Linked DNA regions of Mus musculus: regions 1, 2, 3, 4, 5 and 6 are each linked to region 7. The links are chromatin loops, found by intact Hi-C in ENCODE. Cell type or tissue: left cerebral cortex. All regions are shown on one strand. Region 1 overlaps Enpp6 (ectonucleotide pyrophosphatase/phosphodiesterase 6). Region 2 has its middle 22 kb from the start of Gm39171. Region 3 overlaps Enpp6 (ectonucleotide pyrophosphatase/phosphodiesterase 6). Region 4 has its middle 48 kb from the start of Gm39171. Region 5 overlaps Enpp6 (ectonucleotide pyrophosphatase/phosphodiesterase 6). Region 6 overlaps Stox2 (storkhead box 2). Region 7 holds the start of Stox2 (storkhead box 2).

Region 1 (4,000 bases), 270 kb before region 7:
AAGAAAGAGAACAGGAGAGAGGGCTCCCACCTCCTGCAGTCCTGGCAGTATTGGAGGGGCAGGAGCCTTGTGTCTTTGAGTTTCGAGTCACCAGCTCTGTAAGTCTGAGGAACCTGATGTCCCTAGGGGGAGGAAAGAGCAGTTGGGCCAGTAAGAGAGTACGCTCATAGCCTTGCCACAGGGGAAGCTGAGAGGTGAGCCTCCATGGGACAGGTGTTGGCCGAGTTCCATCTACTGAGGAGGTGTCAAAATAAACTAGTTTCCCCTCCCAACCCCTTACTGTTACTTAAGAAGGAACCAAAAAGTCCAAAGAAACCTTTTCTTTTTTCACTCATGGTAATGAACTCAGTCGCTTTCTGAGTTTCACAGAGATCACAGTGGCTTTTATTGTCTGAAAACTGTTTTCAGCTCTTCCTTCCTTCCTTCCTCCTTTCCTCCCTCCCTCCCTCCCTCCCTCCCTCCCTCCCTCCCTTCTTTCCTTCCTTCCTTCCTTCCTTCCTTCCTTCCTCCCTCCTTTCCTTCCTTCCTTCCTTCCTTCCTTCCTTCCTCCTTTCCTTCCTTCCTCCTTTCCTTCCTTCCTTCCTTCCTCCCTCCCTTCTTTCCTTCCTTCCTTCCTTTTCCCCCACTTTGCTATGCTGAAGACTGAACCTGGGACTTTATCAGAACCTCATCTCTGCCCTCAACTTCTTTGAGCTTTAGTAAAACCAAACTTTCCAAACGAAAAGGTATCCAAAACAGAAATCCCACACTCTCTGTTTTCTTCTTATGCAGGAAAAATGATTTTTTAAAAAAATCATACTTTTAATTCATTATTAGGGAATTACTCAAAGCTACTGGAACCTACAGAGTGCTAAGGGAGTGCTTTCCACCCTCCCTTGTCTGGTGACCTCAAAACTACGAGTGTGAACGTCTCCAGTGAAAAATCTCTCCCCCTTTTAACATTTTGGGTTATTTTTATTGCAGGTTTTATGCTTCACACTATAATCAAAGCCTGCTATCTCTTGCTATCTTGGCCTTGCACTATTTGTGACTCCCCCTAATCACGACGCTGTCTGGCACACACATCAGTAGTCACTTTGAAAGAAGTGCAAATTGTGAGATGCTTCTTTCAATTTAATCTTGCATGTTTTATTTAAAGCCATTTCTTCACCGTACGAAAATCTATCTTCGAACATGTTAGGAAAATAGCATATATCTCCCAACAGATAACTCATGGGTGATATACACAGCAAATTTCAATGTGGAAGTTAAGTGCTTGGAGCAATGAGTAGATAATTCTTTTATATGTCTTGGCTGAGGGGACATTGTTTGAAAGATCATAACCTAAACAGTCTAACTTGATCCTTAGATTCCCAAATGTTCAAGGATATGTGCTAAGAGGAGTCTAGCGTGTGGAAATCTGAGTTGCATAACATATCCTTAAGCTGCCTGCCTTGGAATCGGACGTATAAAGATATTTCTTGGCGCTATGTCAGTTTAAAGGAATGTGTATATATGACCAGTGTCTAAAACGCATTAACCGGAGACCCCAGATTTCAGAACTTTGGGAGCCTCTCCTTCCACAGCTGGACTCTTTCCAGCAGGAGAGGAAATCTGAGATCATAGACTCCTTTGTGTGCCGTTATCCCAGGATGCTGTGGGGGATAGTTGGCTGTAAGAGATTGCTGTCTGCCCGGTACTCTGGAGTGCTGTGTGCCACCTTGTGGACATCTTAGTGTCTGAGACAATTGCTGTGGAAGTGGCCAAAGCTTGGAGGCCTGGGCTGGGGATGGGTTTTGGTGCTGGCAACCATGTGACTCAGTTTACCCCAGCACCCTGCCCTCTCACTAGCTCTGTTGCCCCAACCCTACCACTCAGCCACTTTAAGCCTTAATATTCCCACCTGCCAGCATCTCTGAATCTGAGAGGTATGCTGACCAAACAACCACAAGACAAAAACACCTAGAGTGAGACACCTTCCACTACCTTCTCAGTGTCACTGGTGCTGGGGTTAGAGTGGTGTGCAACTTAAAGCTTAAGGGTTTCTTATTTCTGGACTACCCCACGTAATACTTTTATGCTACAGTTGATCCTGAGAAGATGGAAAGAGAGGAAGACAAAATCCCGTACAAAGAAGGACCAGCTCTATTGAGCACGAGCTCCTACACCATGAATCAAGGGTCAAGAGATCCTAGAGGAGAAGGAACACCCGAGGCCCCCTCCACTTTTGTGCCCTGGGGTACCCTAAAACCTACATGTCTGTGTTCAGGGGGTCCACAGCCCATGGGGCCTCCTATATTTGGTTAAGGATGCCTATTAAGGCAATAATGCAAATTTCTTTTTAAAGTCTTGGATTCTGCTAGTCTATTTGTGTAGTACCTCATCCTCTGCAGCTTGTCTATAGACTAAGGAATAGGAGTTTAATAGACAGAGGAGGGCACTTGATGACCACACCCTTCCTCTTGCTCATTAGCCTTCTGGGATGGAAGTGGTGGTTGGTAGTAATGGGCCCCTGTGCTGCTCTACCACGAAACAGTCCTCCCCACTAAACAAATCCTCCCTACTAAACAGTCCCCCCACTAAACAGTCCTCCCCACTAAACAGTCCTCCCCACTAAACAGTCCTCCTCACTAAACAGCCCCAAAGCAACCTGCACCACCTGTTTATTGCCAGGATTGTGAAGGACTCACATTTCACCTGTGCCAGACCAGCACAGCTCCGAGAGCACGGCTCTTTTCAGAGCAAGTGAGCCACGTTTTTACTTTCATCCCCCAGTCTGATAAAAAGCAAGCATCTATTTTTTGTCCCCCTAAGACATAGCCAGCTCCCTATCTGCCCACCCCTCTCTACATGCTCCCATCTTTGGGTGGAGTGCCGGAGGAAGCTCCCCTTACCTCCAGTTCCAGCTCCTCTAGGTGGCCCTCCTGGACCCCTCCAACCAGGTTAGAGTGGGCATGTGCCTTGTGTGCACTCCCTTAGTCTTCTTCTCATGCCCTGCTCTGCTTTTACTACAAACAGGAAAGGTAAACAGATGCTTTTCATAGCAACAAGGGACCGGTCAGAGAAAACACCGGGCATGCGGTTATGCCTGACGCTTTGATGAAGCAATACACAATTCTAAGTGTATCTATCGCATAAAGTATTTGGGTAGACAAAGTTTCATACTATAACCCACTGATCTGAACACACACAGGCTCACCCACCCCTTGCTCTCAAGTGCTAGGGGGAATATTCTCATTAGAACTTTCTTGGTTTATCTCTATTTTCTCCCCTTTGCGTTTCCTTTTTCTTCTTTTTTCCCATTCATTTATTCATTCATTCATTCACATTACATCCCGCTCTCGGCCCTCCTTTCCTCCCAATCCCACCCTCACACTGCCCACTCCCCACTACCCCCTCAGCTTCTCCTCAGAGAAGGGGAAGCCCTCCATGGATACCAACCCACCCTGGCCTATCAAGTTGCAGCAGGGCGAGGTGCATCTTCTCTCATTGAGGCGAGGCAAGGCAGCCCAGCTAGGGGACAGGGACCCATCAGAGACAGCCCCTGCTCCAAGTGCTACAGAACCCACATGAAGTCCAAGCTGAACATTTGCTACGTCAGCATAGGGGACTTAGGCTTGACTGCTCCTTGGTTGGGGATTCAGTCTCATGGACCCAGGTGAGTGGACTCTGTAGATCTTTTGGTGGTGTCCTTGACCCCTCTGGTTCTCTCAATTCTTCCCCCAACTCTTCCACAGACTCCCCAAGCTCCGCTTAATCTTCAGCTCTGGGTCCTTGCATCTGTCTCCATCAGCTGCTGGATGAAGCCTCTCGGGAGACAGTTATGTTAGCCTCCTGTCTGCAAGCATAGCAGAGTATCATCAATAATGTCAGGGGTTGGCTCTCTCTCATGGGATGGGTCTCAGTTTGGGCCAGTCATTGGTTGGCCATTCCTTATGTTCATAGCAACTTTATTTGTAATACCCAGAAACTTGAAACAACCTGAATGTCCCTCAACTGAAGAACAGATAGAGAAAATGTG
Region 2 (4,000 bases), 56 kb after region 7:
GTGGGATAAACTAACCCTGTGCTGATGGGAAACACCCAGAAAAGCAGAGTAGCCTGGCAGGAAGACAGTGGTCACAAAGGCTTTCACCTGTTCCCGAGCATCAAGGCAGCGAGGTAGTCCCCTCCTTCCTGGGAGTTCTTCCTACCCCTTGAGGAATCTAAAAGCTTGCCCTAGTCTCTGAGGGGGTGAAGGATGACTGACTGTCTTTTACATTAGAAGTTTGACCAGGTTCGGGTGGGATTTTTCCAAGTCAGTTAGAAATCTCTGGAAGAGCCTCTCAGAGGACAGTTATGCTAGGTTCCTGTTTGCAAGCATGACGGAGTTATATTAACAGTGTCAGGGATTGATGCTTGCCCATGGGATGGGTCTCAATTTGGGGCAGTCATTGGTTGGCCATTTCCTCAGTCTCTGCTCTACCCTTGTCCTTGCACATTTTGCAGGCTGGACACATTTTGGTTAGAAAGCTTTACGGGTGGTTTATTGTCCTTATCCATCACTGGGAGTCCTTCCTGGTTACAGGAAGTGAGCACTTCAGGATCTATATCCCCCTCTGGTAGACTCTCAGCTAGAGTCACCCATACACCCAGCAGCCAATGGAAAGAGATGCAGAGACTCACACCCAAACATTAGATGGAGCTCAGGGAGTCTTAGGGAAGAGTTGGGAGAAAGATGGAGAGACCTGAAGAGGACAGGTACTCCACAGGAAGACCAACAGAGTCAACTAACCTGGACCCCTGGGGGCTCCCAGAGACTGAATCACCAACCAAAGAGCAAGCACGGGCTGCACCTAGGCTCCCTGCATGTATGTAGCAGATGAGCGACTTGGTCTTTATGCGGGTCCCCCAAACAACTGGAGCAGGGGCTGTCCCTGAGCCTCCTGCCTACCTTACTGTGGATTCCATTCCTCTAAACGAACAGCCTTGTCTGGCCTCAGTAGCAGAGGATGTGCCTAGTACCCCAGCAACTTATGTGTGTGTGTTGGGTGTGTAGGGTGATGGTGACACCCAGAGAGGAGATGGTAGAAGGAGGGCTTTCAGGAGGAGGTACTGAGAGGAGAGGAAGGTGTAATATTGGGTTGTAAAGAGAATAAATAAATTAATTAAATTTAAAAAAATTTTTAAAGAAAAATATCTTTTTTTCTATCTTCAATAAAATGTAATTGACAAAAAAGAAAACTCTGGAATAAACATTATTTCCAGTTGGAGAATGATCTGGAAGTTGTGGAGAGAAATTTGCTTTGTAATATCTCCCAACCCCCACCAAAAGAAATAAAAAATAAAAGACTTTCATGGTAGATTAGCACACCACAACAACAAATGAAAAGGATTTGTTTCTTGAAACAGGAGGTCACCTTGGAGTGATTAACATGGCTGCCAGAATAAGATCCCATTCCAGACAACCAATAGTGGCAGGGACGAGTCTCCACAGGAAGGAGCCTGGCAGTCAAGAAAAGGCCCATCTTCTACCTGAGGAGCCTGCGATGGCAATTCAAGCCTTAGTTCCCTTCCAAGTGTCTGACAGGTTCCCCCAGTTTCCCTGGGGCTTATTATAAAAGTGTCAGAGCCTACCAGAAATTTGATGGCAGCCACACATTATCAAATAAATAAAAAGAACACTCTTTTTATCCCACCTTTGAAGTTACTCTGAATAGCGTCGCCCTCTGCCAAGTTTCCCGTCTCCTGCATAATGAGATACTTTCTAATTAGCATATCACAAATATTCCCGGTCTCATTTTTTCATCATTGCCCTAATACGTTTTTAAATGTTTCCTTTATAGTACAGTGAGATTTTCCCCGCTCTATACAGAGGTGTGGGAATGAAAGCAATATGTCCGCTCAAGCCCCCAGTTTGTTTTTTCTTCCTTTCTTACAAACTAGCAGGCTGCATGGGATGGTGGGAAGGTCACCGGAATGAAAGCCAGAAGTCCTGGATTTCAGTTTTGCCTGTGCTGCTCATTAGTTGTGTCATTTTAAGCAAATTGCTTCACCTTTGAGTGCCTCTGGGTCATTTTCTATATAATGACTAGGCCTGGCCGAATGGAAGGTCCCCCACGGCTTCAAACACCAGGATTCCATTTGTGAAGCTTGAATAATTCCTTGTGTCCTTATTCAAACGCTGGAGCAAGTTATTTTCCCTGATTAGGAAACGCAGCGAAGAACAACCAAAGCGGGTACAGACGTCAGCAAATAGGAATGTGGCTTTAAAGGGACACCAATATTTAATTGCAGAATTATAGACTATCCTTAAACAGCCAAAGGCTCCCACAATATCACTATACGTACACTGCTACATTCAGTAGTGTTTTTAACTGGCTTCAATACATGGACACAGAATAAATGAATACACGCATGCGCACTCACGACTACACGCATGCGCATACACTTGCGCCTGCAATTCTTGCCGGTATGAACTGATCCTGCCTGGAAAGAATACTCAGAAGAGGAAAAGGAAGCTCTGGATATCGATGGGTTTAGTATATTTAAAAAAGAAAAAATCAGCATAAAATAATTGTGATTGTCCCAATGACACCTGAGTTTTAAGATTTGGCTAGTAATATCATAGCCATAAAAATGTGGAAATTGATTGGAGTTTCAACTGTGAGCCCCTGGGGACAAAGACCAAGCTAGTCATATGAACCTTACCATTTAGTTTGCCTAACTGACCCTGTCTGAAGGAAAGGAAGGAGGCAGTCTAAGCAGGACTCTGACCTTCCGGACCTGCCATCCCACCCTCCCTTTGGCCAACGGTGACAAGATTGCTCCTGCTATCAGGGGACTTCTACCATGTCACATCTTCTGTAAGGGCAGGGGGCAGGGCGGGGGGGAGATGTGCATGCATGCTTATCTGTGCATGTCTATAAATGTGTGCATGTGTGGGAGTGATTGCACATGAAGACCAGGGAACAACTTTGGGATCCACTACTCATATGTATGTATGTATGTATGCATATTACATACATATATATGAATATTACATATCTATATATTTTAAAGATTTATTATTTATTATTACATTTGTTTTCATTTATTATTTATTACACACCAGGAGAGGTCATCGGATCCCACTACAGTGAGCTACCATGTGGTTGCTGGGAATTGAACTCAGGACCTCTGGAAGAGCAGTCAGTCCTCTTAACCGCTGAGCCATCTCTCCATCCCCTCGCCTAGCGTTTTTTAAACTGTGGCTTCTGTGAACTAAACTCAGGACTCTGGCAACTCCTTTTGCTACCATGTAAGCTATCCCTCCCTGCCCACACCACCTCTCTGGACTCCAGTTCTGGCTTCTCTGGTCTCCTCTGCCCCTGAGGCCACCCTGCATCCCCCTGACAGACCATACAGCCCACTCCCGGGCTCTCTGATCTTCAGCTAACCTCGGTGGATCTGAGCAGCTTGTCACACTGCACTCTGGTCTCTCTCACCACTTCTCTGGCTCCTGTGGCAGGGTGGGACTGCAGGGAGACACTTGGGTCCCGTGGTGGTCCCGGGAATAAGAGCGCCCATGACTCTGGATAGGAATGGACCCTGAAGAGTGATTGAGTCACTGAGCAAGAAGCAGGGAGATTTCAGAATAGTCTCGCCACACCCCCATCTTCCTGAACAATTACAGTACAAGGGGGAGCAAAGGTAGTGGAATGAGCAATTGTACCCCAAAGAATAGATTTTCATCGGACTGAGCAAGGGCATAATGAAGACTGGGGGAGGTCAGCAGCCATCCTATTTAGGTGAGAGGCAAGGGAGCTGCCTACATTTGGGTTTTATCAGAAGAGCAGCAAGAATCATGAAGGTTTATGACTCGCTGGCACTGCTGTATAGAATACTCTGGAACAGCACACAGGTCAAGAGATCAAATCACCACACAGTCATGAAAAGCCATAATAATTACAGCCACAGAAGTTGACAAACAAAATCTAACAAAAGCAGACTACAAATAACACAGTGGACATTATCACCGTTCCAAAGACTGTATGTATGAGAATATATAAGTAGGTAGATACCACGGA
Region 3 (4,000 bases), 260 kb before region 7:
CTTTCGGAGGTTGACCTCCTCTGCTTAATTGTCTCAGTTGCATTCGCTTTCCTACCAATGATATGAAAGCCACGGTGTATGTAAGCTGCCTTTCTTCTCCTTGATTCCTCTGTGACTGTGCCCTTAGGTCGGGTCTAGAACTTAGTGAATCGTGGTGCAGGGAACTGGCGCTCAAGGGCTCTGTGAGGAGACTTAGAAGGTTTTTGAATAACTGCTCAAGAGTGGTGTAGCTGGGTCATACCATAGATCTGTTGCTAGTTGATTGAGAAGCCTCCGTACTTATTTTTGTGGTGCTGGAACTAGCTTACATTCCGGCCAACAGAGCACGAGGATTCTGTTTTGTCCAGATCTGTGCAAGCATTTGTTGTTTGTTTTCTTAGGGTCGGCTACTCTGACAGGGCTAAGACAGACTCTTAGTGTAGCTTTGATTTGTATTTCTGCAGTTGTTAATGAGGCTGGAGTTTTTCAGATAGCTGCATTTTTTCTTTTATGGATTATCTGTTTATTTCATTATCCAGTCTATTAACTGGGTTTCTTGTTTTTTGTTTTGTTTTGTTTTGTTTTGTTTTGTTTTTAGTTCAGTGTATAGTCTGGATAATAACCATCTCCCAAATGCATAAATGACAAAGATATTATATGGGCACATTTTAAAAATTCCTTTCTTGAGCTCTATAGCGTCATCGGGTAAAACGTCACTTCCTGGTTCTCTTGTTCCAGTGTCTCGTGCTTGATTTTCACGTGCAACGTTTTCAATACGTAAGGGAGCTCACTTTTAGTCTGCTCACTGATTTATCACAGAGGAATTGCATATACTGTTTCTATATACTTTTTTCAAAATAACATTTTTATTTATTCTTTGAAAATTTTATCCAATATATTTGCATTTCTCTACCTTTGCATCAAAAATGAAAAAAAAAATCAAAGTACGACTGCTTGGTAATGAATTATGTAACACCTCTTCTAGCTGGCACCTTTTATACATCCAGACAATTGGGAAGCAAAACTGTTTTACTGTAATGAAGCAAGTAGTGCTACAACCTGCCATGTCCATTGTAAAACGTCAGTGGCTACTGTCATTCCATCCACTGAAGAGCTTTCATGAGGAATGAGGAGATTCAGGGTCAGCCAAAGGCATTCACAGCCAAACCGGAAGACCTGGGCTCAACCTCCAGAACCCACATGTTGGAAGAACAGACTCAAGCAAGTCTTCTTCACACACACACACACACACACACACACACACACACACACACACACACACACACAGACACAGACAGACAGACAGACAGACAGACAGACAGACACACACACACAAAGTATGAAGGAATTCAACACTGACCAAACAATGACTTTGCTACAGTGGATTCATTCTTTAGCAGGTGAGGTAGCAATATGATACATGGCTATAGTGCTTTCTCCCAACAATATAAAACTTAGATTCTTGTCATTACGGAGCCAGCTACTGGTAAAAGTCTACAAGAGATGAACAACGATCAGGTGGGAGGTAGGCAGAAGCAGCAGAGATCTCGCTGGCCTGGGTTGTGGAGAGCTGGGGGGCGGGGGCAGAAACAGATGAGAGAATTGTGAAAGCAGAGTGGATTGTGGGAGAGGGCCACTGACAGGCGTGGGGGAGAAGGGAGAGGAGAATGAGTCATCAGAAGCTGAGTCACAGATGGCCTGTGTTGAGGGTGTGGGCATTCCACAGGAGCTCGGAGGATGCTATCTGGAGGTGGCAACACATGGAGAGATGCTCAGGGTCCACAAGGGCGTGCCAGATATCAAAGGAGCACTGGACACAGAGTATGGAGGCTGCAAAGGGCAGCCCCATGCTCATGAAGGCCAGCACACACTGTGTTAAATCCACACTGTGCAGAGCTAACAGGCTTATTCTGCCGACAGAGATAATTCAGAGTGACACCATGGACTGTTCATACCCATCAGTCACCTAAACTAACTTGAGATGCTTCAGATCAGGGAAGGGGAATCAGTCACATCTGACGTCCCTGTGGCCAAGTATATCTGACAGAAATTAAGAGAAGGGTTTATTTTGCTCCTGGTTTCAAATGTTGAAGTCCACAGCCACTTGGTACCATGAACTTGAGTAGAAAATTATAATTTGTGGAGCTGGTGGCAGAGAACAGCCATTCACATCTCAGTGGACCAAAGACCACTGAAATCAGAGATGAGGCTACAACTGTCAAAGGCCCACCCTGAGTCCTAGTAACCTACACAGCATCACCATAGCATCACCATAGCATCACCCAATAGTGCCATGAGAGAAAGCATTCAAAGTGTGAATCTATGGGGAAACATTTGTGGCTCCCAGAACATAACAGTTTAAAGAGATTCCTTTATCTAAAATAGAATACCCAACTATGGCCATGAAGTTGGTTGCTAGACAAAAGAAATGTAGGTCAATTCAGGAGACTTATCTAAAGGGTCAAGTTCAGAGTTAAGCCTGTTTTGGTGAGGTCTAAAACCGAGAGTTTGCTGCATATTAAGGTTGGTTTTAGAAGCATCATTGTCAGTGAACACAAGAGATTGCATGCATAGACACAGAAGAAAGAATATGACATTTCTTGGTCATTGCCCTAAGGACCACCAAGGTGAATATTGCCACAATACCATGGTAGCTACCTTCTGTAATATCTGACTGGCTTCATTGTCTTTATTGTGAAACCTTAAATCTTAATGTTTTAAAAGGCACCAACCACACAATTGCTACCCTCTAACATGTCTAGTCCTTGCTTGCATACCACTCTGTCAGTGGTATAGCCGTAGAAGCCAGTGGTATGGCAAGGTGGGAGGAAATCCAGAGAGAGGCAGTGGTCATACGCCAAAGTTCTTATTGCTTATTACAGAGTGTTGTTTTTCCTTTCATCATCAAGAATCTTAATTTATGTATCACTGAATATGTGATGGATCTCGAAATTAGTTCCCTTGTACTGTATCTCATTAAGCCCTTACAGCTCCTTCCAGAAGGGCCCATCAGTTCTTTTGAGTCATAGTTCAGCAGTTCCTATGACATGGTAAAACTGCCTGAGTTAACAATGAGAAAGAAAGAGGCTAAAAAGAGATTTCCTCCCTGTACCATCATAGAGATTGACCCACGATCTGAATGGAAGTCTTCACAGGAATTAAATGAGAAACTCCTTGTTTCCTAGACACTGTCTAGTCCTTCAAAACTGAACACCCAACTGAAGTCTTTCTGAGGGCAGGCTGCCCAGCCCAGGTTGCGGTACCCCAGTGACCTAATTTCTGCCAGTGAAGACCCAAGGGAGTCCTAGTCACTGTTGTTCATTCTCTCCCCTCCTTGCTATACTCCAGCCTTGGACAATGAACTACCAAGCGTTCATTTGTCTCTACAAGATTAAGCCAAGTGTCATGCATGTCTGCTAAACACGCCTGGATTTTATTTCTCTTCCTTCATCTTCTGTTTCCTTTTCCACTCCCCGTGGGACATTGTACAGACTTCTCTGTGAGGCCTGGACAATCTTCATGGCTCCAGTGAGCTGTGTTATGACACTTTGAGTCTCTCCATTAAGTCAATATTTAGAAGTGCAACTTAGAGATGGCAGTAGTTCAAGTCTTCCTGTCAGGTAGAGAGAGCCCTGGTGTGACAAATTGAGCAGGGAGGAAGAGTCCGCCCTCCCTCAGCCCAGATCTTCACACAGTTAAGGCTTGTCAACAGAACCTACAAAGCCCTCCCTGCCCACCGCTCCTGTGTGGTTGCACAGAGGAAACCATGCTAAAGAAATGGTTCAAGGCTGAAATAAGTCAGAAGTAGTGTACCTGGGACCCACCGCTGCTCCACAAAGGTTAAGAGCTAGCTAGTTACATATTGATCTCGAACTTTTTGATGTCAAGGAAATTTTACTTTGGAGGACAAAAACGCATCTTCTACTGATATTGAAGAGCAACTCAGAGCTGGGTGGATATCCCGAGGATGAAGAGGAGTAATTGGGGGTGGCTATTGAGAATTTCTGTGGAAAGGTCATCT
Region 4 (4,000 bases), 82 kb after region 7:
AAAAGAAACTGCAAACGGAGTTCCAGAGCACCTATAATTTACTTTTATAACTATTGAATCATTAACAGGGACTTCTGGAGGTAATTAAAGGGAAATGGATAGGCCTTGACTCTCAGGTTGGGAGTTTTCATGTTTGCTCTTCACAGCAAAGCAACAGTCTGCTCTACTCCATTCAAAGCATCTGAAAAATTAGTCCAGTCATGTCTCAAGGAACTAGAAAGCCGATACAGCCCAGGCAACGATCCTGCATGCTCAGGGAGGCTCGGTTTTGCTCGGCGCCTGCCCGAGGCCGCCTATAACAACCCCAGATTCCTAAACGCTCAAGTCAAGAGAGGCAGCAACAGCTAAGGAAACGGGGAATTACCTGGGCGCTAGGTAGAAATGACTGTGTCTTGTAAATGAGCACGAAAGGATCAAGTGGCTTCATTATCCATCTAACTTCTCCAACAGGGGATTACATAAGGAAATTAATTACCTAAGCCAGACGCTGGCAAGCACGCAGCAAAGCAGGCTGAAGGCAAAGCCAGCATTCATTTTTCCCATAGAAATGGCTCCTTCAGATTGTATGACTGCCTGGGAAACTAAAGTCTTCCCGACAGGAGCAGAGTTGCCGTACCCACTACGGTAAAAGTGACCCGGGGGTGCTTTTCATTGTTCCTCCTCCCTGCGTTCTTGGGACAGTCCAGTTGCCCCAGTCACCTGGGATGTATTCCCAAATGCCTCCAAGATGTTGTTTTCCCGGCCTCCTTTTCTGAATGTCGAGTGGACTCAGAACCGTCATTCTCAGTGGTCGATGACTCTGAGCGACCTGGCAACCAAATGAGCTTCGTTTTAAAAGCAGAAGTAGACTGGATGTGAGAGGCGAGGCAGGAGCGGCCGGCAGACCACAGATAGTTCTGATCATCTTGTTACACAAGTTGAATATTTCAGGTCCGAAAATATAAAACCCGAAATGTTCCAAATTGCAAAACTTTTCGAACGGTGAAAAGAAGCCACCCATCCAAGACTCCACACCTGACTCATGAGAAGCTTGAAGCATCAACGTCCAAACAGAGCACGCTAAAGATTCCATCTAAGATCATCTCCGGGCTACACATACAAGTACAGGAAACATAGGTGAATTTCCTGTTTAGACTTGGGTCCAGTCCTCAAGATATCTCATTATGTTTATTAAAATATACCAAAGTCCAAAGACATCCAAAACTAAAACCATTTCTGGTCCCTAGCACTTGCGGTAGAGGACACTCAATACCAAGATGATGAAAACACTCACGGATCCACAGCTGTGAGGTCTCTCAGAACTGAGTAACCACGTTCCTGAGCATGTACTTGTAGTCAGACAAACCATAGCAAACTCATCGCACCGAGGAGAGTTATCTGGCCCCTGAGGTAAGCTTATCCTACTAAAATTCCCATTGCCGTTGCATCTTGTGTTTTAATCATTTTCAGTGGGAGCCTTTGAGCTGAGAGGATCCCTGACAGTTTTATAGAGTCAACGTACAGGACATGGCCACCCCACACAGTGCCCCAAATACCCCGCTTATGTAAGTCTCTGCTTGCTCTTCCTGGAGCAGCAAACGGGCCTGTGACCTGGTTCTGCCTTTCTTCGCTCGCCCCCTAGTGGGGAGACTAAGGCTGCGACAGCAGCTCGAAGAAGAGGAAAAGAGCCTGGAGAAAGGTGTCTAGGACAGGGAGACGGGGCTGGGCTGCCACAAAACCAGAAAGGACGGATACTTAAGGCAAAACATGGTATTTTCCCAAGTTATATAGAATTTTTATTTTAAATTATGCATGCATGCTCAAAAGAAATTAGCCCTTCATCCACCTGTTGGAACTAACGAGCTAGAGCTCTCAAATTTAGACTTGACTCTTAAATGAAAGAAAAATTATATATGTTATTGCATGGGACATCACTTTTCACTCAATACACCCCCACACACACTGCCTGGCAACTAACACACATACATATGTTCTCTCTCTCTCTCACACACACACACACCAAGAAAAGATGTTTGCACCCAGACTGTGTGCACAGCAAGCCTCTCTGGTGTCACTTGAAGCCAGTGTTTTACAAAAGAAACCAACAAAGAAAACCCTTAGTGTGTTGTGTGTTCAGCCAAACTATTCTGGACACAATACCAACAAAGGGTGGGAACTCTGAGCAGCCGCCCTGCCGTAACTCCTTCTGTAGACTCTGCACCTACATTGTTCTTACAAGATGAGGCCTCTTTCTCAGATGTAGCTTATAACAAACAAAACAATCCCAGCATTGCAAATGATTGCCATGAGATCACTAACAAAAGTGTGTGCCGTTATGTGGAAATCACGAGAAGCCAAGGTGAAAGGTCATGGTTCTAACTCCGAACTTCAGTTTTCCTCCATAGCCCATAGTGTAGCCTTTCATAAGGTCACAACTTTCCCAGCTACAAAAATTAGAGACTTGAAAGCTTCCCTCAGAGTTTCTACCCTGGCTTTGATTATCTTAAAAGAAAGTGTGGGCACTATGCCTTCCATTTCCTATGGTCATGGTGCCCTCTAGTGGCTTATAGGAGCTATGACATGTGTAGGTTGTGCTTTCTTTTCTTTCCTCCTTTCCTTTCCTTTCCTTTCCTTTCCTTTCCTTTCCTTTCCTTTCCTTTCCTTTCCTTTCCTTTCCTTTCCTTTCCTTTCCTTTCCTTTCCTTTTTCCTTTCCTTTCCTCTTTTCTTTTCTTTTCTTTCTTTTCTTTTTAACCTGGGAGAACGGTAGGTACAACCTTTCAGTCAATTTGTCTAACCATGGTAACCAGGCATCTGGTCAAATATCCATCTAGATGCCACTGTGTATGTTTTAGATGAGAATAACACTCAGTTGACTCTGGGAAAAGCAGATTACTCTCTCTGATTTGGATAGATGGCCATGGGAACTCAGGCAGCAGGCACCTTTCAGAATCTCCAGCCCCGATCTCCAGCTTGTCTTCCTGTCCAGTTTGGCCCGCTCTGTATGTGCCTGTGTGTCCGGGGAGGAGAAATATGTGTAGAGGGGATGTTCTTGGGGGTAGGAGACAGGGTGCATAGCACTGAGTCTACATCCTATGTCTTTGGAGAACCGTAACAGGGAAAAGGGAGTAATAAATCAAATTACCATACATAAATGTAACAAATTATACACAAATGTAACAAATTATCATACACAAATGTATCATTCCGGGCCATCGGAAAACATTTTTTTTTCTTTTTTAGTTTTTTTTCGAGACAGGGTTTCTCTGTATACCTCTGGCTGTCCTGGAACTCACTTTGTAGACCAGGCTGGCTTCAAACTCAGAAATCCGCCTGCCTCTGCCTCCCGAGTTCTGGGATTAAAGGCGTGCGTCACCACGCCCAGCTGAAAACATTTTAATAACTACAATGACCATAAAAATCATATTAAAATAAAAATGACCCAAAATTTAGTATGTAGTTTTACTCATGTAAAAGTTTTACCTAAATGTGAAAAGTGATTTTCTATTTTACTTTTAATTTTGTATGATCTGCAGGATCAAAATTTAATTTAATCTCATAATGTAAAGTAAAAGTTTTAATGAAGATATTGACAGGTGTGATGGCTCAACAAGCCTTTAGCCCTAGATCTCTGTGAATTCAAGGCCAGCCTAGTCTGCATGGGGAGTTCCAGGCTAGCCAAGGCTACACAGTAACTACTACCCTGTCTCAATCAGTTAAAACATCAAACAGGTATTTGTATTTTACTTTTTTAAAGGATTTATTTATTTATTTATTATATGTAAGTACACTGTAGCTATCTTCAGGCACTCCAGAAGAGGGCGCCAGATCTCATTATGGATGGTTGTGAGCCATCATGTGGTTGCCGGGAATTGAACTCAGGACCTTTGGAAGAGCAGTCAGTGCTCTTAACCGCTGAGCCATCTCTCCAGCCCCTATATCTTAATTTTATGACAGCACTAGTTACAATAGCCACAGGTAAAATTAAACCAGGTAAATATTAGCAACAAATTCATAAGTATA
Region 5 (4,000 bases), 270 kb before region 7:
TCTCATGTCTAAGAGATTAGGAACAAGTTTTCCCTGGCCAAACATCCACCAACCCACAAAGTCTCAGGCAGTGTCTTCCTCGAAGGAGAATCATTGGATGTCTCCCTTTATATGTAGAATAAAGCTATGCATCCACATAGTGGCTCGTCACTCTGTCAGCCTCTCTCATAGTGTCTCCCTTGTTTCCTACCCTGCCAGACTCTCCTTGTCTTTCAATGTGCTGAGCTCTCTTTCCTCCAAGGAAGACGTTTTTCCCTACTTGATTTCAGTGTGGCAGCCTCAGGAGCATCGCAAGATGGCCACTGGGGTGTGATCCCTGTCTTCTAAGATACCTCCTCAGACATGTGAAGCTGCACCCTAGTGTGGGTTCTTAACGTCTCAGCTCTACTTGCTGAGTTTGTCTTCCCGGGTAATTTACATCTTTTTGACTGTTATCTCAATCCACTGGTCTCTCTTGCTTACTGCTTCATTGCAGAACCTCAAAATGTACCTAGTACATGGGTAGGTTAGAAGAAAATCACTGGGGTGTAATGTCGATGGCTCAATCTGCAAAGCACTTGTCGCGTAAGCACAAGAAACTGAATTTAAGACTTTTAAAAAGAGTCAGAAAACCTTACCTAGATGGGTCAGATGTCACTCAGGGATGGTGGTCTGTCTTGCTGACTATAACTATGTTTGAATCCCCCAACCCTAACCCTTTAGTATGAAGACAGGCACAGACCATGTTTATGATAACGCCAGAATTTTCTTTAAGAAAATATTTCAGCATGGGAAGAAAGACATGTGGAGTCGGGACACAATGGTGTGTCCTGTAGCTATCACTGTGTAAGAGGAATCTGGGAGCTGAGGATGTGAATCACACTCTACCCTGCCCAGGACTCACCTTGCTACATGCCATGTCTCCTGTTCTCTCCTGTTAGCTTCCTTGATGTAGCCTGAACAGCCCTTCCAGGGAGCGCCTTCCAGGAAGTGTGTCTATACTAGGACCGTTTCTTCCCAGCTTGGCTACCAAAAGGAGACTCAGCATGAGTAACTCACAGACAAGGCTTTACCCCAGCCAGCCTGGATCCCAGAGCATCTGTCACTGTGGTCATGGGTGGGACACTGTCCTTGGACCAGTTAAGACTAGGTGCAAATACTTTGCCCCTCATCTCAGCCCAAGGTGGCCCTACAAGGCACTGAGTGTACCCCGGGTGAGATGTGAGAGGAATATCCCAGGGAGTAGTCGGAAGTACTTCAAGAGGGAGAAACTGTGTTGGAGACCAGTGCTCACCACAGTGACCATACAGGGTTGGGGTAAAGAGAAGTTGGTGACCTAACCAAGAACAGGAATGAAAGCAAGGAAGGAAAGGAGCGATGGAGTGAAAAATGATAAAATATAAATATGAATTTAAAGTCCTGGAAAAGAGAGCAAAGTCCAGTAAGGACCAGCGTGCTTGGTGGTGGTCTGTGAGAATGAAGACTCAGAAAAAATGACCAGTAAAATCTTCATCCTGTCCTACGTGGCTTCCAGAGCCATCGGTGTCAGAATTCCTGAAATGTTTAGTATAGTCCAAAGCAGATCTAAGAATGCCATGGAGCTTGGAGAGTGTTCAAGACACACAACGAAAAGGCTAGCGTGTTGCTTGGCACACCAGTACGCCTACATCTGGCTATCATTGAGGGTAGCAGAGATTATCTTTACCACCACTAGAGGGCAGTGTCAGGCCAGGCATTTCTCAGGTCCTAGGCAGGCGTTTTCTCAGCTGTGTTGGATGTTCTTTGGTCAATTACTTGGTCAATTATTGAGTCTAGCCGGCACTCCTTGCGATCCTTTTAGCTTCACCTGACTGTCCAGAGTAAAGTGTGGGTAGTAATGTCTCTTTGATTTGTCTTTAAGGAGATGGGAAAGTAAATAACACATAAAAAATACACAGCCCATCACCAACCCTTCCCAGACACCGTTTAAAGGGGCCGCACTGCTCAATAAGGCTGTCCTTTCACGGAGATGTAGCTATCCACATGCATTTACCAGTGGCCTGTGTTACCCCGGGCACTGACCAATCACCATTTAAGCTTGGCGGAAGGCTTGATGGTGTCCAACTTTCAAATAAGGAATCAGGGCAGAGGGTGTATGTCAGTGGCAGAGTCATTGCTTGAGCAAGGTCCTGGGTTCCTCAGAACTTAAAAAACGGGAGGCGGGGGTAACGGAAACGAAAAGCAGAGAAGAGAAACAAAACCCAAAAAGCATCGCAGAAGGGAAAACTGAAGCTTGGTGAAGCTTGGTGGGTCAAGTTCACAGATTGGAAAACTAAAGCCCGGTGAAGCTCAGTGGGTCAAGTGAGGTCCAGGGCTGGTGGGGAGTAGGGCTGGAATGTCAGCTTTCGCCTGTCGTCATCCAAAAGGATTGTAAGGCCACAACTCACTCACAGGTCCCGAACTCCTGTTCTCACATTTCCTGGTGCTGCCTGCTTGGCTAACTTAAAACATCAATAAAACACACCAACACACACAGAGACACACCCACATGCACGCACACACACATACACACACACACACACACACACACACACACAAGTGGAATGGAGCCCTTGAACTGAAATTATCAGTGCAACAAAGAGATTCTTCTCACAGCTAGCAGAGTGCTGAGTTGCTCATTGAGTGTAGTCTTTCTTCCCTGAGGCAAATTATCTTTCAGCACAGCACCCAAGAAGCACAATACACCCAAATTGTTAAGCAGGACCTGTGTCTATTCCAGGTTCACCTGTTTATAGTCTGATCACTGACTGGGACATTTAAGCTGTGGCTATAATAGCGACATTAGCTACAGGAGAGCTGTTCACCCCTGACTACAGAAAGAGACTGGTCTGACTTAATGGGAGTGTCTGGACTGAGGCTGTGAGCTTAGGTAGGCCAGCAAAATCTAGCATCAACAAACTAAATGACTCACACTGGCAAAAACTGAGCTTCCAATGGGCCAATGAAATGGCTGAGAGTATCTGCCGCTAAGCCTAGTCACTTGAGTTCAATCCCTGGGCCTAACATGGTGGAAGGAAAGAACTGACTCTAGCAAGTTGTCCTCTGACTGCCACATGTGCCTCATGTATACACACACACACACACACACACACACACACACACACACTCACACACATATATATACACACACACATACACAGGCATACACACATACACTCTCACATACATATCTACACACACACACACATATACTGTCACACACATACACTTACACACATGCACACACACACACACACACCCAATAAAGATGATCAAGGAACTTTCTTTAAAAGTATGTAGGATATAACAAATCTGGATGATAACTAAAGCTCTGCATGCTTTTATTTAACAATATATCAGAAGCCCAGGATCTGGAGACTTGCTCTAAAGCTGCAGTCCCCTGATCCAACCACGCAGGGAAAATGAGGAAATCAGCCCAAATCCAGGCAGCACTGTTTCCCTCAGCATGCTAAAAATGCTCAGCATTCACGAGGCCCTGGTCAGTGTCCTCCCCAAATCACCAGAAACAGCTAACCAAGACTGATCTTTGTTTCCGCACACCCTGCCTGGGCATTAAAAGCAAGTTAACACAAGAAACAGTTATCCTTCTCGCAGGGGCGTGATAGAGTGCTCCAACAGCTATAGAGACACTACCGTCTTCACCTCGGAGAGGTGACATCAGTAGGTAGAGACTTTGGGGATGATCAGGCGAGGAAGGCAAAGCTCTCATAGTGTTCTCATGAAAGAAAGAAAGGACCAAGAGAGATCCCCACTCCGGTCCCCAGTGCCACCTCCCCTGCACGCTCTTTCCTCTGTGAGATTGGTGTAGGAACATTGTGAGTGCCCACCTTCTCTGCACCCTGAATCTGTTGCCTCCGCTCCTGAATTTCTTAGCCACCGTAACTGTGAGAGATACATTTCTGCTGTTTTTCTTTGTTTATTTTTATTCGCTTTACATCCTGATCTCAGCCCCCTTCCTCCCCTCCTCCCAGTTCCACCCTTA
Region 6 (4,000 bases), 84 kb before region 7:
TGCATTTGTGGGGAGAAACGGTGACCCATTCATTCAAATGTTGAGGGTCTTCCTGTGGCGGCCATCTGCCAGAGGAATTGGGAGCTCACAAAGATAGAGAAGCAGCCCGTCCACAACTGTCTTTGCCTTGGAACAGTTCTATTTGAGTGGAGGAGGCAGCCATGGAGATCAAGGTCACGGTGTTGTGACATACACACAGCAGCCAACTGAACAGCCAGCCCAGAAGAGAAGACGGGTCAGCATCATATACAGCTGACAGCGGGACTCGTTGTAGGAAACTCTGGGACTTTTCTAAGGCCTTGAGATCTGTGTCTGATGTCAAGGGGCATGAGGGCGGTTGTTGCCTGGGAGCTGGTGATGCATTCAGGGCTGTAGAGAAGGAGCCCTGCTCTATAGGAACCACCATGTGACCACAGTTGAGCGCTCAGGGCTTTCATCCTTTGGGGAACAATGGCCAGTGGAAGAAACTTAAAGAATAACGAAGCAGATGCGAATTTAAGAAAACTGACTGTGGCTGCCCGGCAGATGATCTCCTGGAAGGAGACAGAGCAGTTTATAGTGGAATAGACACCATGACCTTTTTACCTATTTGCCTGCTAGGAGGGATGATGGAGACAGGGGAAGCTGAGAACTAGCACTGAAGGGTGAGAGATGCTGATTCCTTAAGTATCAGCCAGTAATGTAAACTTGGCTCTCGGACTCAAAATTCTTTACAGTTTGCAGATGGTCCAGCTGGGTCCCCAGGATTCCTAGAATTTCCTAGACATTTCTGGGGTGGGGATTGTTTGGTTTTGGATCCTGGGACAAGGCACTGAGGTGCATATTTTACAAAACAAAGCAGATCTGGCCTCCAGGTTTTCCCAGCATCCCTCAGTCCCTATCTGGCATACCTGGTCCCCAACCTTAAACTTTCCTGCCCAAGGACTAGGCTGCCCTTCCAACACAGGCTCTCCCCTCTCCTCTCCTCTCTTCTCCTCTCCTCCTGAGTTCAATTCCCAGCAACCACAGGTTGGCTCACAACCACCTGTAATGAGTGAGATCTGATGCCCTCTTCTGGTGTGTCTGAAGACAACTACAGTGTACTTACATGTAACAATAAGTCAATCTTTGAGCCGGAGTGAGCCAGGACAAAGAGAGCAGAGGTCCTGAGTTCAATTCCCAGCAACCACAGATGGCTCACAACCATCTGTACAGTTACAGAGTGCTCATATACATAAAATAAATAAATAAATCTTTAAAAGAAGATTTATTTTAATTTATGTATGTATTTGCGTATATGTGTATGTGTATATGCATGTGTGTGCAGTGCCTATGGAGGCTCCTGGAACTGGAGTTACAGGCCATTGTAAGCCACCCAATGTGGATGCTGGGAACTGAATACAGATACTCTGGAAGACATTTCTTGGTCTTAACTGCTGAGCTATCTCTGCAGCCCCTCCCTCCCCTCCCCCCTTTTTAAAAAGATTTATTTATTTTATGTGCGTGCACTGTAGCTGTCTTCGGTTACACCAGAAGAGGGCAGCAGATCTTATTATAGATGGTTGTGAGCCACCGTGTGGTTGCTGGGAATTGAACTCAGGACTTCTGGAAGAGCAGTCTGTGCTCTTAACCGCTGAGCCATCTCTCCAGCCCCCTTCCCTTTCTTTTTATTGTTGCTTTTTGAGAATGCTTTCTCAAGTAATAAGCTAACACGGCTGGCTCAAGCCAAGGCTCAGATCAGCCTGAAACATTGAGTGATAGCCTCTCCAGAAGCTATCTGGGTGCTCTAAGGTAGACCATCCGCCCTGCTGTCTGAGCATGTAAGGCTGAGATGAGTTACACCTTCTAGGCTGTAGAAGAATACAGAGGACTCCAAGGGAAGAACTTGACCCCAACTTTGAAATGATGTAATGAATGAAATCAGGCACCGGAACTGGAGATCCCTGAGTGTTGGGCTAAATCCAGCAACTGTATTGGTCGGGGCAGCAGAAACAGTGCCCGACACTTGGGGCTTGTGTCCCTCTCCCAGCCCAATTCCAGTTCAGTCTCCCCTCCCCAGAGCATCACTAGGGGGCTCCATCAGCTCTGCTATGGCTTCAGTCGGGTATGGGAGGAGCAGGTCAGAGTACTTACAGACAGAATCTAAATTCAGCACGGGCCCAAGGAGATGTTTTAAAGAATCAGCAGAAATTAGGGAAGGAGCTAACATAGAACCCACAGACTCTAGAACTTCCTAAAGCAGAGCCCTCTGAAGAGCTTTTATAATGTCTGGTGGAGGAGGAGTGGTTAGAAGTGAATGCAAGGGATTTCTGGTTTCTACTAGGAAAGTCAGTTTTGTGCATTGAGTGGGCAGGGATGTTCAGACCACAGGGCAGACTCAAACAGTTTCCAAACACGATCTTATTCAAAAGCACAGGTGAGCTTGCGCTGATACTGCAAAGCCAGGGAGGGGGATGGGCACAGCCAGTGCCCTTCAGGCTCTCAGTAATCTGACTTTGACTTGAGAGGTGCGGAAGCTTGAGTTTTCTCTGAGTTACTACTCTAGCCACAGGGACCGCAAAGTCTTCCCGAATGAGTCTAAAAGTCTGTGGTAAGGAGGATGGGATCTGCTACCAAAGGGGAAACCCAAAGCAGAAAAGCAGATTCGACCATCTTTGGATCCTTCAAAAAGTAAAAACTTCTCAGAAGACCAAGCCGCAAAGACAGCACTCTGTGATTTTTGCATAGCTTACAAAAGGCTTCCCTACACAGATGCCAATTAGCAAAATCAACTAGTTTCTGCTTGCCCTTCCGCATTACAGTTCATTTCTGTACATCCTTAGCAGCTTCTTCTCTTTCACTGAGTGCCATCTCCCCCGCCCCCTGCACGCGCGCGCACGCGCGCGCGCACACACACACACACACACACACACACACACACAGCGAGAGGCAGAAACTGAGCACTCCTCAAGTATAATTGCATAAATAAATAAATAAATAACCTGCACATTTCACATAACAATGAATATGTACAGTAACTTTTTTTTCTGGGATACAGAGAAAATGAAATGGGATGCTCCAAATATCAGTCTCCTGGCCATCTCATTGTTATCTTGCTTTAAGATAACATTAGTTCCCTCCTACATCCATTCCTAGGTCAATCCACACCGTCTGTACCAGCGCTCTCTTGCACACCGTCTGTACCAGCGCTCCCTTGCACTGGTCCCTGAACTCCAGCTGCAGAGCCATGCCACGTCTCCCACATGCCCACTCCTACCGAAAACTCCCATCATCTCTCACCTGGCCGGCTATAATAGCTTCATGGCGTTCAGCCTCTCTTGCTTGGTTTTTAATAGCCCCTTTCTACAAAGCAGCCAAGGTTCTCTCCTGAGAAATCATAAATCATACTATTTCCCTGCATTGAACCCCACAGCACTGCCTTTGACACTTGGAGAGAAATCTGACTCCTTATGAGTTCTACAGGATCTGCAGAGTTCCATCTGCCTACCTCTGTGGGATCAACCCTGCCCACCCCCCAACCCCCCACTCACCAGCTCCTTTCTCATGACAGGCTCACAGCCTTGTGCTTGCATCATGCCAGGTTCTTCCAGAACTCAGATAAAGTTCTGTGTGTGTGTGTGTGTGTGTGTGTGTGTGTGTGTGTCTGTGTGTGCATCTATGTGTCTGTCTGCATATGTCTGTGTGTATCTCTGTGTCTCTGTTCTGTGTGATTGTATGTGTGTCTGTCTGTGTGTATATGTGTGTCTGTCTGTGTATGTCAGTATGTGTGTCTGTGTATGTCAGTATGTGTGTCTGTGTGTCTGTGTTTGTGTGTCTGTCTATCTATGTGCATGTCTGTCTGCGTGTTTCTCTGTGTGTATGTCTCTCTGTGTGTCTGTATGTGTGTGTCTGTGAACATATATCTATATGTATATGTGTGTGTGTGTCTGCATGCATCCACCACACAGGTGCTTCTGGGGTGGACTTTTTCAGGACTTGCCTCTTGTCATCACGTGCATCACAAGTCAAAGACCATAGCTTT
Region 7 (4,000 bases):
CATAATGCAGGCAGGCCCAGGCGAACCTGGTATTGCGGGCAACCCTGGACTAAGGCTCGCCTTTCACAAAGCTCAGGGAAGGCTGCAGCCATCCTATCTCCCTGCAGACCAGATGCTCAGCTCAATCCCCCTCCCCGATTTTTACCTAAAGAATAGCTCTCCAACCCCATATTGAGAGGGCCTGCTGTGGATCTTACAGAGGTACAAAATGGTGGATGGGAGCTAATTTTTCCCTGCTCTCCCCATACATAACTCGGCACATCCATCACCGCAGGTCCTCCTCTACCCCAAACCCTCAACTAGCCGCGGCGCAGCAATCACAGGCGGCGGCTGAACCGTGCTTTACCAACCTGATGTCATGTAGCCCCTAGAAGCCTGGGGCGCGAAGGCCGCGGGGAAGCGCTTGTGCAGGCGGTAGTCCTTCTCGCTGCGGGACCTCATGCGGTCCGAGGCCCGGTCCGAGAAATCCGAGCTAGGCCAGGCTCGCCGCAAGGTTGTGCTCCGGGTCTTCTTCATGGTGGGAAAGGGCGACCCTGGTGCCCCGATAGTAGGGCCTCAGCGCCAGGGCGCAGCGCGCTGCTTCATCCGTCTACCGAGGCCACGACCCGGGAGGACTCTGCGCACATTTTTTCCCCCAGCCCCTCTTCTCGTCGGTGTCTACACCGCCGGCGGCAGGTCCGGCCCTCCCCACGCCCCCCCACACCCCCACGGAGAAGGCTCGGATTTTACACTCGTCCCACAATGCATTCCACTTCATTTGCAATCCGCCGGGCTTCCAGCTTCCAGATTCCTGAGGGGGAAGGCACGTTGGGAGGCTCGGCGGCCGGGAGGGGGCGGCCCGGGTGGGGGCGCCGAGACTTGCAGCGTGGAAGCAATGGGAGCGCAGACAATGGCCCGATTCAGCGCAGGAGTGCTTAGCCAACTGTGCGCCACAGCACAAAAGACCCAAACAAATGAGGAAGCCGAGGCCTCCGGGGGCCGACCCGGGATCGCACGCCCCGGCAGCTTGACCGGTGGGCGGCAGCCCCAACCGCACTAGGAGGCTTCAGCGCGAGGCGTGGGGATGACAGCGTCCGAGTCGCGTCCCCCTGGACCTCCCAGCCGCGAGGGCCGCAGTCCCCGGCGCCCGCTGTCTCTGCTTCTCTCTCGCAGTCCTCGGGAGGCAGTCTTCATTCCAGAGGCTCGAACGGGGGGCGCACGGGAGCACCGGGACCGCCGCTGCGACAACGCAGGAAGAGCCCCGTTGGGTGCTGGCGACCGCGGCGCGCCGTCAGGCTTCCTCCTTCCGAGGCTGGCGGGGGCGCGGGAGGGTGGGGGCGCGTGCCGACACGCGTGGGTCCCCCGCCGCAGGCATACTCTTACTCACGGGCCGCGGTGGCTGCGGAGCCCGGCGATCGGCCCCCGCGCGAGGCCATCGCGGCTCGGGGACTAGCGCGTTGCGCTCTGGCACCGCCGAAAGCGGGACGGCTACCCAGTGTCATGCTAATCTCGGGGCAGCGCGGAGGCTCGGCGTAGATCCCCGCAGCAAAGCCCCAGCGGCGACGGCGACGGCGGCGGCGGCGGCGGCGGCGCGGGGCCTGGGCCCTGCGGATGACACCGCGCGGATCGTTCCACGTCTTTCCGATGGTCCCTCCCCCTCGCTCCGAGGGCTAGCCTTCGTGGGAACGCGCTGATCTGCGGCGCCCGGCCTGGTCCACCTGCGCCCAGCCGGAGACGCGGGGCGCCGCGAACGCGCGGGGACGCCAGGCCCACGCCGACTGCCACGCGCCAACGGCCTGCGCCCTCTGCGATCCTGAGTGGAAGTCACTCCCCAATGGCCTGGTTGCGCTGGCGGGCCCGGGGCCTCTGCACCGCCGGGCCCTGCACAGCTGCTTATGGTCCAAGCACCAATCGCTGCAGGACAGCGGTGCGCGCGGAGGAGGGGGCGCGGGCCAGACGCGAGGTCACGCCGAGTTAAAGGCGCCCGGCCTGGCCGCCAGCCCCGCCACGCGCCGCCACTCCCATTCTTATCCACCACTCTCACCTCCCCATTTGGGTTGCCAAAAATGCGTTTTGAGCTCTAAACAAGGAGAATAAACTTGATTGCCTCTGGAGGTGATCTGTCATTTCCCGTTTGAGCTGGGTGGTTTTTTTTTTTTTTTTTCTTTCTTTCTTTCTTTTTTTTTTTTTTCCTTTTCTTTAATGCATCTGTGACAACGAGACGTTCCCAATCATTTTTAAAGGTGGCATTCCACGCTGATGGGTGACAAGATGCAGAGCCAGCAATAGGAAGCCTTCATGGAAACGTGTATTCAGCAGTCGGAGGGCCCTAAAGGGTTAAGATTCAGGAAGCTCTGGCAAGACATCCAGGAGGCAGAAAGGCAATGAGATCTAGAAGGGAGGCCATCATCCATCTCCAGTATGTGGCTTGGTAATACATAGCCAGAACAACCTCTCTGTGGATACCAAGGGGGTGGGGATAAAAAGCCACAAGTCGCATATAAAACCTATAACTACATCAAGCAATATTAATTACTAACTACAAACCTATTAGCTAAATGTTTAGCGACCTCCTTTTAGATTCAAGACAAGCCTTTAAAAGGTACCCTTTGCTAAAATGGCAAGGAACAGAAAGACGACTGGTTTAGAAGATCAATGTGTAAAGGGCCATAGAGGTGAATTTTTTGTTAATGTTTTCACGAATGGGCGTTACTGACATTCAGGTATCTCAAATCAACAAAACATCAGTTCTCAAGACACCAAAATGGTCACACAAATTTTTGCAGTAATTATGACTTAAGAGGGATTGTGATCATGTGACAACTTTGGTATTCATTCACTGAGCAGATTAAATAGGCAACATACCAAATATGGTCCCATGCAATGAATGGTCCAGCAGAAAAGAAATGCAGGAAGCTGAGTTAAAGCCAAAAGTTGTGCCACATTTTATAAAGATGCATTAACCTCTGTGAGGCATGCCAGTAGCTGGGGCCTAGAGCATGAAGAGCCCCTCAAAGAGTGAAGGGATTGGTGTCCAGGGCCATGGGAACAAGTGCGACGGTCCTGAAGTCTAAACCAGTCTTGGTTTCTGTTGGAAGAAATGCAAGAAGGCCAGTATGGCTGGAGTCAGAGCTGAACAGGAAAGCCGTGGGCGGTGAGGTCAGAGAGAGGGAGCGTAGATCATGCAGGGACTTGCTAGCCATGTTCAAAGTTTTATTTCCTACTCTTGATGGACTGGGGGCCACAGAAGAACTCAAAGCAAAAATACAGCCATAATTTTATAATTTCTATATAGAAGGAGTTTAGAGGGTATAATATAAGGCAGGGGCTAGTTGGTAATTACATGTAATATGTTTTTAAAAAATGATCATGTTCACACTGTGAAAGGATGAGTGGGGCTGGTATACATTTGAAGAGGAGAGCTACATCTGGTCTCAGTCGCTTGTGACAACAGACCTTGCAGGGAACTGAGAGCATCCACTGGCCAAGCAGCCACACCAGGCACCTAAGAAGCAGGCAGCAAACATGCCAGGGTTCTCAGAACCCAGATGATGCATGAAGCAGGTATGGTAGCCGCTGCCACCCACCCACCCCCACCACTGTCAGTAACTGACTCACCCACGTCAGCTAACAATGCGCAATGGTCATCCCAAGAGAACGGATGAGTGCAGCCACTGGGAAAGTCGGGTTCATCATGTCCATTCATCTGTGCTATGGGAAAGACTGCTTTGTTCATGGGACCCCGGGATTCCCCAGCCACAGCGCCTAGCCGCCAAGTCCTCCTAGAGCCATAGCGTATCCTAGTCATGAACTATCTATTTACCAAGTCAGCCCATTGTTGGGAACCCCAATATTCAATCTGAGAAATTCACAACTAAGATTTAATTGCTAGGGATTCAGTTCAGCTACAAGAATGGGGAGTTGAGTTATAAAACCACAACCCACGTAAAAAGCCAGGTGTGCGCTTGTAAACCCAGCACTTGGAGGGGCAGAGACTAGAGGATCACTGGGGCTCCCCAGT

The links. A loop is a pair of places that touch in the nucleus more often than their neighbours do. Peaks named below come from ENCODE experiments on the same cell type or tissue, not always from the same donor. Only the 100,000 strongest peaks of a DNase experiment are listed, where the experiment ranks them.
Region 1: it touches region 7 in a loop (2.2-fold over the local background); 5 of 42 quality-filtered maps call a loop at or near these places.
Region 2: it touches region 7 in a loop (4-fold over the local background); 8 of 42 quality-filtered maps call a loop at or near these places.
Region 3: it touches region 7 in a loop (3-fold over the local background); 3 of 42 quality-filtered maps call a loop at or near these places.
Region 4: a loop joins it to region 7, with 9 times the contacts of the local background. A loop is called at or near these places in 7 of 42 quality-filtered maps.
Region 5: a loop joins it to region 7, with 3 times the contacts of the local background. A loop is called at or near these places in 4 of 42 quality-filtered maps.
Region 6: it touches region 7 in a loop (2.4-fold over the local background); 5 of 42 quality-filtered maps call a loop at or near these places.

Annotation. Positions count from the first base shown.
Region 1 is chr8:47,019,792-47,023,791 of GRCm38, forward strand. The region is part of intron 1 of Enpp6 (ectonucleotide pyrophosphatase/phosphodiesterase 6); the gene reads left to right. Among named protein-coding and RNA genes, the nearest start is that of Enpp6, 35 kb to the left of the region's middle. In left cerebral cortex, a CTCF peak has its summit at 1,706 (motif pointing left); a DNase peak (open chromatin) is centred at 1,621.
Region 2 is chr8:47,343,580-47,347,579 of GRCm38, forward strand. It overlaps a transcript of Stox2 not described here. Among named protein-coding and RNA genes, the nearest start is that of Gm39171, 22 kb to the left of the region's middle. In left cerebral cortex, no CTCF peak of the experiment used is centred here; a DNase peak (open chromatin) is centred at 2,351; H3K4me3 peaks cover 1,198 bases; H3K27ac peaks cover 1,298 bases.
Region 3 is chr8:47,030,669-47,034,668 of GRCm38, forward strand. All of the region lies in intron 2 of Enpp6 (ectonucleotide pyrophosphatase/phosphodiesterase 6), which reads left to right. Among named protein-coding and RNA genes, the nearest start is that of Enpp6, 46 kb to the left of the region's middle. In left cerebral cortex, CTCF peaks have their summits at 1,714 and 1,913; a DNase peak (open chromatin) is centred at 1,604.
Region 4 is chr8:47,369,303-47,373,302 of GRCm38, forward strand. It overlaps a transcript of Stox2 not described here. Among named protein-coding and RNA genes, the nearest start is that of Gm39171, 48 kb to the left of the region's middle. In left cerebral cortex, CTCF peaks have their summits at 1,624 (motif pointing left), 2,530 (motif pointing left) and 3,790 (motif pointing right); DNase peaks (open chromatin) are centred at 1,597 and 2,491; H3K4me3 peaks cover 506 bases; H3K27ac peaks cover 260 bases.
Region 5 is chr8:47,014,775-47,018,774 of GRCm38, forward strand. All of the region lies in intron 1 of Enpp6 (ectonucleotide pyrophosphatase/phosphodiesterase 6), which reads left to right. Among named protein-coding and RNA genes, the nearest start is that of Enpp6, 30 kb to the left of the region's middle. In left cerebral cortex, a CTCF peak has its summit at 1,687 (motif pointing right); a DNase peak (open chromatin) is centred at 1,691.
Region 6 is chr8:47,203,633-47,207,632 of GRCm38, forward strand. All of the region lies in intron 1 of Stox2 (storkhead box 2), which reads right to left. Among named protein-coding and RNA genes, the nearest start is that of Gm51570, 15 kb to the right of the region's middle. In left cerebral cortex, a CTCF peak has its summit at 2,065 (motif pointing right); no DNase peak of the experiment used is centred here.
Region 7 is chr8:47,287,530-47,291,529 of GRCm38, forward strand. It overlaps Stox2 (storkhead box 2), which reads right to left and starts at 1,873. Exons shown (of 4, transcript NM_001114311.1): 1 at 351-1,873. The coding sequence starts at 516. In left cerebral cortex, a CTCF peak has its summit at 2,061; DNase peaks (open chromatin) are centred at 305, 935, 1,182, 1,670 and 2 more places; H3K4me3 peaks cover 2,511 bases; H3K27ac peaks cover 2,600 bases.